Regions from separate parts of the Mus musculus genome. Here region 2 is linked to region 1. Evidence: chromatin loops called from intact Hi-C (ENCODE). Cell type or tissue: gastrocnemius. All regions are shown on one strand.

The links. A loop is a pair of places that touch in the nucleus more often than their neighbours do. Peaks named below come from ENCODE experiments on the same cell type or tissue, not always from the same donor. Only the 100,000 strongest peaks of a DNase experiment are listed, where the experiment ranks them.
Region 2: it touches region 1 in a loop (2.5-fold over the local background); 12 of 42 quality-filtered maps call a loop at or near these places.

Annotation. Positions count from the first base shown.
Region 1 is chr13:52,643,633-52,651,632 of GRCm38, reverse strand. It overlaps Syk (spleen tyrosine kinase), which reads right to left. Exons shown (of 14, transcript NM_011518.2): 14 at 2,841-5,910. The coding sequence ends at 5,838. Among named protein-coding and RNA genes, the nearest start is that of Syk, 51 kb to the right of the region's middle. In gastrocnemius, a CTCF peak has its summit at 90 (motif pointing left); DNase peaks (open chromatin) are centred at 44 and 3,050.
Region 2 is chr13:53,353,018-53,361,017 of GRCm38, reverse strand. It overlaps Sptlc1 (serine palmitoyltransferase, long chain base subunit 1), which reads left to right. Exons shown (of 15, transcript NM_009269.2): 6 at 2,125-2,257; 7 at 6,738-6,867. Among named protein-coding and RNA genes, the nearest start is that of Sptlc1, 20 kb to the left of the region's middle. In gastrocnemius, a CTCF peak has its summit at 4,447 (motif pointing right); DNase peaks (open chromatin) are centred at 4,451 and 6,007.

The sequences.
Region 1 (8,000 bases):
TCTTCCTGTGGCTTCATTTTGCAAAGCTGTAAACTATTAAGTGGCTGTAAAGACAGCTTTCTGTGATACATTGTCAAAAATCAGTCCTCTAGCGCCCTCTGCTGTAGACAAATGATACCAAGTTTCTTTTCTTTGGAGGAATTATTGGTTCTGTTGCCCTGGGGTGTGTGGGTGTGTGTCTGATGGGCAAGGAGAGGGGGGTGGGGGGCGGAGGGAGGGAGGGAGGGAAAGGAGGGGAGGGAAGAGAGGGAGTAAGGGAGGGAGGGAGGGAGGGAGGGAGGGAGAGAGAGATGCCTGAGGCCCTTGTTGGACGGTAATTATAGGTCCTTTGTGGCTGGAAGGACAGCTCAGTGGTTATGAGCGCATACTGCTCTTCTAGATGACCAGAGTTCAGTTCCCAGCATCCATGTTGAGTGGCTCACAACAACCTATTACGAGCTCTGGGGTGCCAACATTCTCTTCTGTCCTCAGAAGGAACCCTTGCACACATAGCACACACATACACAAGCACACACACACATGCGCGGGTGCACATGTGTGTGAACATGCACATACACACAAACAAATAAAATAATAAACTCAAAGATCTGGGGCCTTGTGAAAGGGAAGCCGTTCGTCAGGAATGCTGTTGTAGATGTTGGGAACCGCTCTCCCTCTCTCTCTGCTTCCTGACCACAGTAAGAGAGGAGCTTCCTCCACGGTGTGCTCCTCTGGTGAGAAGCTATGCCACCACAGACACAAATCAGCAGCGTCAGGTACCCACAGCTTTACCATCCTGGCAGGAATAACGTTGCTGTAGCGAGAGCCCCACGCATCTCCCTTTGACCATCAGAGCAGCAAAGCTGCAAACCAAGGAGCTGGTGGAGAAGGATAAGGCTGAAGCCCGGTGCCAGCCAGGAGGGGAGCTGGTCTCCTGGGGAGAGGTTGTGTCAGGGTGCTGCTCATGGGAGACTGGAGCTGAAACGTGTTGCCAGATGGGAGCATGCCTCCATGGGGACATGTTGCTGGTCCTCTCTTTAAACCTAAGCTTCGTGCCAGGACCCCAGAAGATGGGCTTAGGAGGGTCAGCAACCATCTTTGTCCCTATCTCTGATGTGGTTACATTGGCTAAACCTCCAGTCTCTGCTTTGCACCTCTGTATCCTGCATTGGCTGGATGTGGCTTGGTAGGCTGCCCAAGAGCCTGGGCTTGAACCCTCACTCCAGGAACAAGGCCTCAGAGACTGCTGCCAAGACAGGCCTTTCCTCCTTTTAAGTTGCTTTACTCAGGTATTTGTCACAGCACCGGGAAACCAATTGGTACAGTGTGGGAGCCTGCCAGCTTTAAAAGTCTGTGGCTCTTACACAAGTCCACATGTATGGATAGACAAGTGTTGATGCGTGTGCAGGCAATGCTCTTAAATTGAGGTTGTTCAGAGGCATTGCGTTCTTTGCCATGCGTGCGTGCATGTGTGTGCTCATGTGTATGTGTGTGTGTGCATGAGTGTGTGCATGCATGTGCATGTGTTCACATGTGCATGTTTGTGTGCACATGTGTGCATGCATGTGTTCATGTGTGCATGTTTGTATGTGTGCATGTTTGTGTGTGTGCATGTGTTCGGGGCTACATGTTTGTATGTGTGCCAATGCATGTGTATGTATGCATGTGTGTGCATGCATGTGTTCATGTGTGCATGTGTTCAGGGGTACATGTTTGTATGTGTGCCAGTGCATGTGTATGTATGCATGTGTGTGCATGCATGTGTGTGCATGCATGTGTTCATGTGTGCATGTGTTCAGGGGTGCATGTTTGTATGTGTGCCAGTGCATGTGTATGTATGCATGTGTGTGCATGCATGTGTTCAGGGGTGCATGTGTTCAGGGGTGCATGTTTGTATGTGTGCATGCAGAAGGTTGACACTGAGTGTTCTCTTCAGCTGCTTTCTCCTTTATTTTTCTAAGACAGGATCATAAGACCTGGAATGTGACAACCGTGCTGGGTGAGGCTGGATGGCCAGTGAGCTGTAGCGATCTGCTTCTCCCTCCCCAGAGCTGGCGCTGCGGGCATGTGCCAATGCACTGCCTCTCTACATAGGCACTGGGGGCTAAACTCAGGTTCTCTTTACCATACACTCTCTGTACCATGCTTAGATTAAACTATGAACTTGACACAGCCTAGAGTCACTTGGGAAGGGACTCTCCATGGAGGGATTTCCAAGATCAGATTAGCCTGTGGGCAAAGTGGCATTGCGAGTGGGGATGTGTCAACATGTACATGTGATTGTGGATTTGTGTACACAGGTTCATGTCTGTGTGTGCAGTGTGCATTTGCAGGCATGTTTTTAATGCACGTTTGTGCATGCATGTGTATGTGTTCCTGTGTATACATACATAAGATGCTTGTCTATGCACACATGCAATTATATGTAGTGTATGTATGTGTGCCTGCTCATAACTCCCTATAGAATGAGAGGAGCCCAGGGCTCGGGACCTTTACATCCTCACCTTCTCTGCTCTGATGCTTTCGTGTTGTCTTCATTGACAGTGGCAAAGCTCACCCCGCCCTCTCTGGCCACCTTGGGGTCTCCTTGTACCACTTTCTACTGGGTTTGAGTTCGGCTGTCAGTTCTCAGCCTACGAATCTCAGACACAGTTGTTTCCCCTCACAGGACCGGGCTCTCCTTGCAGGCTTCTGAAGCGGCAGAATAGGTGAGCTCTGGAGTCTGCGTTCCCACCCAAATGTAGCGAGTGGTATGACTGAGGGCTCAGTATTTCACAAGCAGGTTGCACTTACGAAGATGCTGGCCAGCTCTAGTCAAGGGTGTATATCCCATCATCTCCTGTCTGCATCCGTAAAGGTCATCACAAGACTAATAGTAGATCTTTATTTAAAATAATTTCTGAAATAACAGGGAATCACTGTGTGCTGCTCTGGGTGGCAGCATTCCCAGAGAAGGACAACCGAGGGCTTCCCTCTGCAAGGAGCAATGCAATCACAGACCTGGCATCCCTGTGGAGTCACTGTCTGGCACACAAAGCAGGCCCGGGGTACAGGGAGGACATGTCCCAGCGCACACAGAGACAGGTTTTTATGAATGGCTGGCTGGGGTGTTTACTGGAGAGACATTCGGTTCCGCATGAGGTATGTGGTGTTTGCAGTCAGTGGGAGGTGGCGAGGCAGCTTAGGTGCTCCTTGTACTCTGCTGACCAAGGGTCATAGGTAAAAGCACACAGGGAGCCCAGCTGCCAGGCAGAAGGGGCTCGGAGCATCAGAGGCAGCTTGTGGAGAGACCAAGTTAAGGATAGATGCCTGAGAAGGACCTTGGCTAGTTTCTGACCTTGCAAATTTAGTGGGCATTCATAGTCTAAATCCTCTAGGGAGGATCCTCTTGCCATCTGCCCTCCTCAGTGGCCCAGGGGAGAGAATTAATCTTGACAGTAAGACACAGTTTTCACCAGATGAGAGCCCTGGTCGATGGCCACATGTGACTCTGCACATGGGAACCGGTTTCGGCTTTCTGAAGGGGGGCAAAGCCCATCCCTCCACTCTGCTCAGTCATAGCCAGATAACGGTCAGTCCCAAATCCCTGGGAAGGAGAGGCACTGCTAGAGAGGCCAGGAAGAAGGCAGAGGCCTCCACAGACTTCTCACACATGCTCCCTGGTCTTCGAGGTGGCCTTTCTATAGCCCTGGGGACAAGGGAAGGTAGGCTAGGAGCTCAGCAGAGAACTTCTTGCTCAGAGCAGACAGTCCTGTCTCCATAACTATACAGTGGCCCTTCCTCTCCTGACTAAATCTACAGGTGGTCTGACCCATGGGACTTCCTCACCAAGGCTGTGTTCTGCAGGTCTGCTCAATGAATTCAACATACAGGGATTTCCTCCACCCCCTTCCTTCCCTCCACAGGACGGTTGACCTACTAACACAATTCCAAGACACACCAATAGCTTCTAAATACTTCCTAACCATGCTCTAAGCATAGTGCCTCCCTATCAAAGGCAGTGGTTCCCAACCTGTGGGATGTGCCCTCATTTCACATATCCTGCATACCAGATATTTACATATCCGATATCCTGCATATCAGATATCTACACTACGATTCATCATAGTAGCAAAATTACAGTGACAATGTAGCAACAAAATAACTTCATGGTTGGGAGTCGCCACAACGCAAGGACCTGTATTGAAAGATCTCAGCATTAGGAAGGTTGAGAACCACTGGTCTAAAGAGAGGCACCCATTTCACCATCGTCTCTGTTCATTGAGCCCACCACCAGCAGGGACTCCTGTACCATCCCTGGCTGTGAATGTCCCAGTGTCTCAGAGGTGAAGGTGAGATGCTCCCATCTGTACATGTCCCTAGACCTAGATGGAAGGCTATGCAGCCTTTGTAGCTTTTAGGTCCTCAGCAAAAGTGCCGTGAATGGGTGACATTCGGTGTATGGTCAGTAGTTAGCCAAGGCTAGGAGGACAGAGGGGGAATTCTCAGCTTGTGTGTCCTCAGCTCAATGTCGCACTTAGCAAGGCTTCCTTGTGGGGAAGGTCACATCTCTGGTTTTATGGCGAATGAAGATTCCATTCAGAAACTCATCCTGAGATGGTCTTGGTCACCAGGCTGCCATCGGCTCCAGTATGAATGTGTCCCCTCAGAATTCATGTGTTGAAGACTTAGTACCTAGGTTCACTTAGTACCTAGGTGTTTGGAGATAGGGCCTGGGGGGAGGGGAATGATCCAGATGAGGGGGGTCCCAAGGGGGAATCTGGGATGGTAAACGGGGCTCATAAGGGGACAGACCTGAGATGGCTCACCCGCTCTGTCAGGATACCACACTGTGTAATCATTCAGGAAGGCCCCTGCCTGGCACTGCACCTTGTGTGCTTGAACATTTGGTCCCCAGCTGTTGGCATTCAGTGTCTGAGAGGCCTGTGGAATCTTTGATAGATGGATCTGAAGGAACTGGGTCACCGGAGGTGGCCTTTAGGGCCTTATAGCCTGGCCCCACTTCCTGTTCATTCTTTGTTTCCTGAATGTGGATGCCATGTGACCTTCCAGCTTCCTTTTCATGCCACCAAGCCTTTCCTGCCTGTTGTCTTTTCCACCATGATGGCCTATCCCCTCCAACTGTGAGCTCAAATGAGCCATTCCTCCCTTAAGTTGCTGGTTGGCAATTTTTTAGTGGCAGCAACAAGGAGTCCTGGATGCATTCCCTCTGCAGAGAGGGGAGTCTGACCCTTGCCTGACACACTTCTGCTCAGTCGCAGAGGATCATGGGAGCTCACCTCCCCCGGCAGCCTCCACACAGAACGTTATTCACACCTCCTCCAGCAAACACACACGACTGCAGGGAGGTGGACTCCAGGGGCGTGTCAGCCAAGCCAGCACATCTCAGCATGTCATCCACACAGTATCTCTGTCTCAGCGCTGAGAGTAAAACCAGTGTCCAGGCTTGTCATTGTCCTTAACCACCTTCCAGCTTGCTGACTGCACCAGCGAGGTTTCTCTTTATGTCCTTTGCTGGAGTGGCAAAGCACTTTTCTTTTCTGATCTTCAGGGGACACTGAAATCCTGGACCCAGAGGAACGGAATGATGTCAAGAGAATTTGGAAATGGCTCCCAAACGTGACCGATAGCGAAGACCACACAGATGGAAACAAAGACCAGAGAGACGACTCCACAGGCCCCAAGGTCTTGCTGCTTGTCTGTCTCTGGGCACCAGACCTGTTGTGAGGGTGAGTCCTATGTTAGCTTAGCTCTCACTCCGGGCAGAGGGAGATGAAACTCTGAGAGCCAGTTCATCTGAATGAATTTCCTGTGATCGCTTGGGAATCCGTGGTGTGCACGGACAGGCGCCGGAGCTGTTAGTTAACCACGTCGTAGTAGTAATTGCGAAGCCTCAGTTCCACAGCTGTGAATCCTGGCCTGTTCTCCACACTGAAGAAGGAAGAGAGAGCTGTATTAGTGTTTATCCATAGGCTCATGGAAACATGATTAAGTCGCCGTGCCTCCTGGCAGTGGTGAATGCTGCTCACTGCGCCTGCCTCCAGCATGGTCAGAAATGTCTCTTCCTGCTCTAAACTTACAGAACTCAAGCCTGCATTTTATAGCATCCTGGGGATCCATGTCCTTGTGAGCCAGAAGAGTTTTGCACTATGGTACAGAATATCTTCTGTGTCTGAAGGCCAGAGGACAACCTTGGTGTCCTTCCTCAGACACCATCTACCTTGTTTTTTTTTTTTTTTTTTTTTTTTTGAGACAGGGTCTTTCAATTGCCTAGAACTTGTCAAGTTGGCAAGGCTGGCTGACCAGAAAGCATCTGAGATTTTCCTGTCTCCATCTTCCTTGCTGGTGCTGGGACCACAAGCACTTGCCACCAGGCCTGGTGTATTTTATATGGGTACTAGGGACTGAAGTCAGGTCCCTAGAGTTACACAACAGTAACTCTTTACCAACAGAGCCATCTCCTTAGTCCCTTGGCTAAAAATCTTAAGAGGAGAATATGGACACAGCTGTAATATACCATACCCACGTTCAAGCTGGACTTTCAAGGAGAGGGGGTATTGGTTTGTGCTCTTGCTAGAACTCACAGATTTCTGTGGCTGTGGTCTGGTTCAGAGCCCAACCCTGTGCATCCTAAGTCTTTGCCCAGCAAGTCTGTGCTGTCGCCTACAGGTTAGATGCTGAGGCAAGCAAGCGATGAAAGCAAGCGATGAAAAGACTTAACTGTAGCTGCTGGTTCATGCCTGGTGTCTGCCTGCCTAGCGGACTGGTCTGCAGCTGCTGAATCACATTTGGTGTTTGCTACAGGGCTGAGCTGCTGCCCAAGAGGATCAAGCTCGCCCCCCAAAGAACTATTGCTGAACAGGTCCACTTCCCCCATAGCCGAATAACTTTTATCTTCTGCTACCTCTGCTGAGTGGCGGGCTAGAGGGGAGGTTGAACCTTTATTAAAAATACGTTGCAAAAAAAATGTATGGCTACATTCAATGTCAGCTTTCTAACATCGAGTGCCTCACTAGCACCGAACAGCTTTATCACGGTGGCTGGGATCCTTCCCATAGGTAGGGCAGAGCATGCCCAGTGGCTCACAGTGGATTCACGCTCTCACCACGTGCACGGTGTCTGTCCTGCTCAGGGGATGGAGGGGAAGGCAAAATACACTGTACCCAAGAATAGGGATGGGGCTTCCGACCCTATGGGCTGAGCAGTGGTGAACGTGGCAAGTGGCAACTCTGCACCACTATCGGGAGACTTCTGGTACTGAGCTGTCTGTGGTCAGCAGGAGCATCTAGCCTCGATGTTAGGATTCTTGGAAGCAGTGATGCTCCCAGACATGTCTGAGTTTGTGGAAGGCAAGAGTGTTCTAGATGCTTGAGTTGACATCTGGGATTCTGTGACTTCTCCCAATCCACATCACAGTCTCATAAGATTGTAACAGCTGGCGACTTTGCAGCTGCCCTAGTTTGCTTACGTATGCTTTATGACATCCCCACAGTTACAAAATGCATATAGTAGTATGCCTGCCATGAAACACCATGATTGGCTAGTAACACAGCCAATCTCTGGCACCGCCTCCTGTGATGATTTACATAGAAGGTGGCACATTCCTGATGCATCAAGAGAACTCACGCTTCATTTTAATACCCAGTGTGATGGCTCAAATCAGGCATCCATCTTGGTACCTTCTAGGTGTTTTTTGTCTCTGACTCCAGTCCCTGGAAGATACATTCCCAGTTACCCCGACTTGTGATCTCCACCCTAAAGGGTACAGATGTGACTGGCTACTTGCCATGCCATGACTAACTGCCTTTTTAGCTTCTGTAACTTGCTTATGCAGATACCCGAAGATTGTTTTGAGTTGCTTTGGCCAATTAACTTGGGAGAACAGACCAATTTTTGGTTGCCTGTTTAGATATGGGAGGTCTTTCCATGGTTTTCCTCTTAAAAAACAACAAACAAACAAACAAATAAAAACCCTCAACAACAAACCCTTCCTCATATCCCTCCTTCACAGCAATTTCAAA
Region 2 (8,000 bases), 710 kb before region 1:
TAGGAAAAGTGCCCAAGAGACGGCACAAGAATCAGAGACTCGACCTCTCTGTGCTGTCTGCTTGTGGGTTGTATTAATGAGGGTTCTCTAGAGTAACAGAATTTATAGAGTGGGGCGGGGGCGGGGGGCGGGGGGGGGGGCGGAGAAAGCACACGTATCGTGAAGATTTACTGGGATGACTTACAAGCTACAATCCAGCTAATCCAAGAATGGCTGGCTGTGAGATGAAAATCCAAAATCCAGTAATTGCTCAATCCATAAGACTGGATTTCTTGGCTAGTCTTCATTTCAGTATCTGCTGGAATCCCAAAGAAATAGTTTCCAATGCCAGTGAGGGAATGAAATATATGTGCTAGCAAGACTGGGGCAAGCAGACTATGAACAGCACCTTCCTTCTTCCATGGACTTCGATAGGCTTCTAGTAGGTGTGGCCCAGATTGAAGGTGCATCTTCCCACATCAAGATCCAGATCAAAGGTGTGTGTGTTCCTGCCTCAGATATCCAGAATAGAAGTCTCCCATCTCAAACCAAGCTAAAATAATCCCTCACAGATGTGCACTCCATTTCTGGATTCTAGTTCATTCCAGATGTAATCACGTTGACGGCAAGAACAGCTAACACATGGGTCTCTATCTGTTCCCATCTGCTATAGGAGGAAGCTTTTTTGATGATGACTGGGTAAGAGATTGATCAATAAGTATGGTGCTTGGCCCTTCAAGCAGTGTTGTGTATGGAAGGAGCCTTAAGTCAAATCAAGTATTAGCTGGTTGTTCCCACCAACTTTGTGCTACCATCTTACATGCAGGACAGCATTGCAGATTAGAGGGTTGTGACTGGCGTGGTGGTTACATTTTCTTTTGGGACCATGCAAGAGTACATTTGTTCCTGTGCCAAAGATGCTAGAACATAGGAATGAAGGCTCTATGTAGACACCAGCTAGACTTCATGTTCAATGAGTTGTGTGTTAGCATCAGTCATGGCATCAGTTTGTGGAGAATAGCCTATAGTATTAGCAACAGCCTGGGTTGTTTGGGGTTCCCATGGGATCCTTTTGGCCAACAACTCCATTAAATGTAACCCAGTCCTGGTACTGGCAGCTTCATTTGGTTACAAGAGATGGCCAGCTGGAGCTCTGTTCCTTCCCCCGTTGTTTAGAGATTTCATTTGGATTGCCTTCATATACGTATACATCTTAGAAAGCTTCTACTGCATACAGTTGTCATACTACCCCTCAAATGGCCCTTATTTAGCTATTTGTCCCTGTGTTCCCTCCCTCACGCTCTTCTCCTCTCCTCCTTACTTGCTCCTCCTGTTCCCATCCATCCATAACTATCTATTCTATTTCCCTTTCCTATGCCCCTTAGTCCCTTACTTTATACCTACCCTCTGTGGTTCTGTGGACTAATACCAGCATTCTTAAGCTGTGTCTACACGAGGACCTGGTTTCTGTTGGTGCTGTGAATTTGACTTTCCCCAGTGTACACTTGCTGCACCTGAGTGCTAACCTGAGCTATTGGAGAAGAGTTCTAGCATGTCTCTGTGCAGAGTAGGTCAAGGGAAGATGAAGTGGGTTAGGTAAGTAAGGCCGATGTGTGTGGGATCCTGGAGGCAGAGCTGAGGAGGTAAAGCTGTCCTGCTCCATGGTCTGCCACTGCTCCGTTCCCAGTGGGGGCAGTTGTTTAATGCCTAGCTGCTCCGTCCCAGTGGGGGCAGTTGGTAATACCTGGCTTAGGGAGGTAGGGAGCTGCTTTCAGTTCATGGTCTCACAAGAACTTTGAGACCAAAGCTATCTTAATCTTCTAAGGTGGTGGGGGGAGTTGTTTTTGTTTTTTTATTCCATTTTGGGCTCTGTAGGTAAGCTTACTTGCTGCCAAACAAGTGTTTGATTCTCCAGAGCTAAAATACTAATGGAGACAGTGAACTCTTACAAGTTGTCCTCTGGCCACCACACATGGACTATGACGCACGCGCACACGTGCAAGTAATTATGTATTTTTAAAATTCCATTTTGTCTGTAAGGTGAAAGGGGCAGTAATTAAATGACTATGTACTTTTTATCATTTGTTAGTAAATGAAAAAGAATTACAAGACAGTTTAACTGTTTTCACTTTTGTCTTAAAATAGATGTCCATCTGGATTTAGAAGAGCGCCTGGCAAAGTTTATGAAGACCGAAGAAGCCATCATTTACTCGTATGGCTTCTCCACCATAGCCAGTGCCATTCCTGCGTACTCTAAGAGAGGGGACATCATCTTTGTGTAAGCGCTCTCACCTGCACTCCTGACCACATTCCGCCAGAAACTGCACAGCGCTGGCAGCCAGGGTCCGCAGGTCCTCGATGGAACTTATAAGCTGAAAGGAAGAAGGAATCTTCCCGGGTTCTTGGTTTTGTTTTGCTTGTTTTCCTGGTCAAGACCCTTCCCCATGAGATGCTGGACAGTGCAGGGCTCACGCTCCTGGCACCGTGATTGCTTTTGCTGATGTCCAAATGAGGCATGCCGTCTCCTTCCCGTCAGCTCTGTGGCCCTGCCATGCGCTGAGTCATGGTCACAGCCTCACATTGCTTACTGTGCCTGGAAATGTCACATGCTCCTCATCACCCATCCTTCCTGGTCCCCAGGTCTCTATTGAGCTTGCCTCAGTGCTCATTAAGGATGGGAGCTGAGGCAGGGGCAGTGGCTCCGTGCTTAAGCGCTGGCTGCTGTTGCAGAGAATCCAGCATGGTTCTCGGCATCCATATACAGCAGACAACTGTCTGCAACTCCAGTTCCAGGATCTCTGATACCCTCTCCTGGTTCCTTGGATATAGGCACACGTCATGTATGTACGTATGATCAGACAATCACTCATACAGATAAAATAAAAATAAATATTTTTTAAAGGAATATAAGGGCCACCAGGTAGGGATACCCCTGACTGCTACGGCAAGTCTGCAGACTCAGGCGTGTCTCCTGAGTGCATGGGGTGCTGTTTACTGCAAGGGGAAAGCTGCTGGCCATGCAGCTGGCATCAACAGTTGTTAGCATCTTGCATTGAGGTTTACAAAACTGTCTTTTCACTATAGCAAGCTGTTTTCAATGACTGTAACTTACACATCATAAACATAAGGACAGGAAGGAAATGAAGATAAGCTAGTAAGGAGATGCTCTCTCGCATCCCCCTCCCATTTCCATGTGTGCGTGTGTATGTGGAAGCCCAGGGTTGGTGTTTGGAGTCATCTAGCAGTGTTCTCCCATACTCAGGACAACCTGAGCTCCCTGAGGGCTAGTCTGGCTAGCTGATTTGCTCTGGGGAGCTCTTCTCCTCACAGGGGGCATTTACACAGGTTCTGAGAAGCCAAGCTCCAGTCCTCACGCTTGTAAACAAGCACTCTAACTGCTGCACCATCTCTGATCCCTAAGTACACTTCTGGGGATATAGTTTATATCTTTTCTTGCTGACTATCTTAACCTACTAAAATATTATCATTTCAGGGGCTTGTTCCCATTTTTTGGTTTATACTCATTGTTTACAGGATTGGCCTCTCTGTGCATATGCGGAACTATTTCCTTGAGAACTCTTTCAGGCGTTCTGGGTGGAGATAGGCTCTTCCTGCCATTGGTTTGCTGGAAATCCGTCTCCTCACCTTCACCTTTGTTAAATCTGACTGATGATGACCTTCAGTCTTCCTGTCCCTTTGTGTGTGCAGCCGGCCTTTCGGGAAGTTTTCTACCCTGTTGGCATTCTCGTATCCTTTTCTACCCCCATTGGCCTAGATACTTGCTTTTTAATGCTGCCCCAAAGCTCCTGTGAGCCATCTTCACCATTTGCGAATGGCCTGTCCTGAGCTCAGGGACTGAGCTCTGTGGTGCTGACGCCTCTCGCCACACTTTCTTTTCCTGCTCAGTGTGCTCTTTTAGCACTTCACAGTCCGTGTTTCTTCCTGTCAGTTTCTGTTAGAACACTGAGAAGTTTATCCGTGCTTCCTCTGAGCTTGGGTTTCCTGAGAACGCTGTTGTGAGTTGCGTGAGTTCTCTTCATCACTGATTACTGTGGAGGCAGCCTCTGCTACCTTATTTTGAGGTTTTACTTTTTAAGATTTCTATTTAACATGTGGGTGTGTTGTCTGCATGTATTCACACCATGTGTGTTCAGTGCCTACCATGTGAGTGTAGTGCCCACAAAGGTCAGGAGAGGATGTCAGATCTCCTAGAGCTGGGATTAAGTATGGTCCTCTAGGCATCGTGTGCTGTTGGGAATTGAACCCAGGTCCTCTGTAGAGCAGCAGTGCTTGTCACAGCTGAGCCAGCTCGCCCAACCCGAGGTCTTAGTGATTGAAAGCTCTTGATGGTGTGAAAGTTCTGGGCAGTCAAGGATTGTGGCTTGTCTTTTCACAGTGGCTTAACTAGCATGCCCAAGAGGAGGTGTACTAGAAGTGATCTGTTGTATTGCCACTCTTCGAACACTAGAGGGCAATCCAAGCCCAAGTTCCTGTCAAGTTCATAGATGGTGGTTGTGTAGGGATGAATCTGAAGTACCTAGAAAGGTTGGTAAGTTTTCACAAGCCCCTGCCATAGGCCCAGGAAGCTTGTTCTGGGTGTCACCGGCATACAGAATTCTGTTCAACATGGCATAATCATTGTGCATAGATTTACTCTGCTTCCTGGGCCATACTTATACTGGCAACACTGACAAACTATGTGATGTCACAGGCCCTAAACCCACACATCACTGGTGACACGCCAGAGCACACCTACCAGAGTAGTCTGGACTGACTAAGGCAGAAATGGACTTTGTGACCCATGACCGGTGCAACTGGCATGGGTGATCCTGTCTCTTACGGAAGTTTCTTACACCAAGACATCCTCTGTTACCCAGGTGTTATCCTCAGACCTGAGGCAGAGAGTCAGTGGAATGTGTGCCTTCTCAGTGTTACACTCTGAAGTCAGGTCTCTGCTTTTCTTATTGTACCTCCCTGAATAGAGTCTTGGACCACAGTAATGGGTGAAGGTGATCCCTTGGCCACCTAGACAGGTGCTAAATGACTGAAAGCAAGTTGAGCTGTGCATGCATTTGAAGCCTCGAGAACCTGCGGAGGATGCACTGTAGCCCTGTAATTCTTTTGACCTCACCTGTTTGGGGTTTGCCCACTGTCTTTAACCTGTGGGTTTAAGTTGTTTTTGTATTAGGGTTGTAGCCAGGTTCTTTGTGTCATTCTGCGGTTCCCTTCTGTGACTAGTGACATGGATGCCAGCTCCCTTGTCATAGCTCCCTGGAGCTCTGTTCTCTTCTTCCCCTCAGCTGTTTCTCCCTGGCAGTGACTCGTTTCAATTATGTCTTCCTGGTTACTGATCCCTTCCCTCTGCTCCTTGGCTATTTCTTTTTCAGAGTTCCATCTCTGCAGGATTTCCTCTGTAACTTCTGTTTGCTCTGGCTGTCTGTTTTAACTGGCTTGTTTCAGGTTTGTTGGTCATGCTCATTGAAGCATTTTTTATCCTGGCTGCTTTGAGTTCACTCATAGGTCTTCTTGGGCCCTGTCAGCTTAGTGGCATGAGGGACACTTGATGGAGCTGATCCTCAGCTGGAACCTAGGCATTTCCTGTTACGTGGCTCCCCTCTGTGTTATGTGGGTCTCTATCTAACTGCTGCCTGTAGGTCACATACCCTGAGGGAGCTGTAAGTGCGGCCCCATGAACAACAACACTGAGATTCCCCTCCTAACTCAGTCATGTTTCTGGAGCATGAATTTTGCAGATGACAGTATTGGGGTGCCGTCTGTCTGGGTTGGCTTCCACTGACACTGGGGACATGGGAGGGAGGGAGCCGGCCACCATCTTGTACCTGCTTCAGCTTGGCACCCAAGGTCAGAGATTCTCCATTGCCACTGGGTGACGGTGACAGGTCTGATTTCCTTGGTGTTACCACTGACAACACCCATTGCCTCGTTGTTACCATGTGGGGTGGAAGCTTGTTCCCAGGGAAGGTGCAGGCTGCCGTCCTCATATTCCTCAAAGGCCAAAGGCCAAGTTCTTCCCTCCCCTCAGCGGGGGGTGGGCGAGTGAGGTTAGACCAGGTTCCCTGTGAGCTAGGTTACACGGATCCCTGTGCTGCTTGCCTATGCTCAGTGCTTGTTGTCCGGAAGTTCCGCCCGCAGCTAGACTGCCAACATTTCTTTTTAAAATATTGTTTTTTAAAAAAGACATTTATTTATATATTTATTTTTTATTTAATGTACATGGGTACACTGTAGCTGTCTTCAGGCATACCAGAAGAGGGCATCGGATCCCATTACAGAGGTTGTGAGCCACCATGTGGGTGCTAGGAATTGAACTCGGGACCTCTGGAAGAGCAGTCAGTGTTCTTAACCACTGAGCCATCTCACCAGCCCCTGCCAGTGTTTCTTTATGGAGCACGATGAAGTGCCATCAGGTAAACAGAGCTGCCACTAAGGGTGAGATTACTATTGCTTTCCAAAGTTCTTAGCAAGAGGAGCACATGAGTAAGCTCAGATGCCATGCACAGCATGGGTCATGAGTTGAGAGTGGTCAGGATGCAGCTAGCCATGTTTCTTGGAAGAGATTAAGTGAAGTAAGTCCTGTGGATAGGATGTGCAGCATGAAGAGCAAACAGTGGTCAAACGCTTTCTGTTTGCTGTGTTCCAGGTAACAGCTGGAGGCTGGTCTGCTACACAAGCAGGCATTCTTCTGAGAATGTTGACAAGGCCCTTTAACCCCAATTTGGTGCCTCTCTTCCTTGCAGGGACAGTGCGGCCTGCTTTGCTATCCAGAAAGGATTACAGGCATCAAGAAGTGACATTAAGTTATTTAAGCATAATGATGTGGCTGACCTGGAGCGACTGCTAAAAGAACAAGAGATTGAAGATCAAAAGGTAGGATCCTTTTGAAGGAAACTGTGCAGCTCTTTGTACTTCCTAAGCAGCTAAATTATAGATGAAATGGTAATTTGTCATTGAAAACTTGCCTGCGGATCGCATTTGGATGTTAGGTAAGGGTGTTCCTGCTTATTAAATGTATCTCAGCTTGGAGAGCCTTGTCACGTTATGCAGACGGGGCAGCATTCTACGGAGGCCGAGAGGAGAGCAGCAGCCTCCCCTTCAGGAGATGCAGAACTTTGGGTTCTACATATGAGCTGCAGAACACACTAAGGCTGTAATGGAGTGCGTGGATTAAATTTATAATATACTTATTTATGCCATCAAACCTTAGCCTCCTGAAACTGCAGGCAGCTGCTGTTGGGGACAGCCACCCTGAAGAGGGAATGCCTGGGTGCCCTGAGGATCCCTAGTGGTGGTGATTGGATAATGTCTCCCTGGCATCGCTGGAGTGTGTTTAAAGCATCATTGGGAGGAGTGTGCCTTACTTTTCTGGGCAGTGTGGATGGGAAGTCAAGCTGGTTGGAGACTCTGTAGCAGGACGCCATGATGTGTGACTGTCTTGGAAACCCAGTTGTCACATCTCAGGCATCCCTTTCTTCAAGCGGACCTTGCTCATGCAACTCATTCATGACAAGAGGAACTGGTGAGATACTCACCGCCGCCTTTGGTTTGGTGTTCATTTCAGTTTTTCCAATATTTGCATTATTCACTTAGAGTTCTGTCATCTGTGTTTAGGAGTCATCCTGTGCAATAGACACTTAATGAATATGCACAGTCATTGAATATGCATAAGCTCAGTGTGCTGTCAGCCAGTGTGCCATATTTACTCTGTCAAGAAAGGGCTAAAGAAGTCTGAAATTGAGACTGTCCCACAGAATAATTCTTTCAATAGACTAAAGAGACAACAGCCTGCATTCTAAGTACTAGGTCCCAACCATCAGAATAAATCCTATTTTGGAAAGTATGACTAAGGAACAAGTCTGCCTGAGTTTTTCATGGCTAAATGTTGGAGATTTTATACTAAGGTTTCTAATCTATGGAACTTCTTAATGGATTTTTTAAAAAGTATCTTAGAAATTAAATTTCACTTTTTTATTATATATTTATATTTTTTGCATATGTACAGG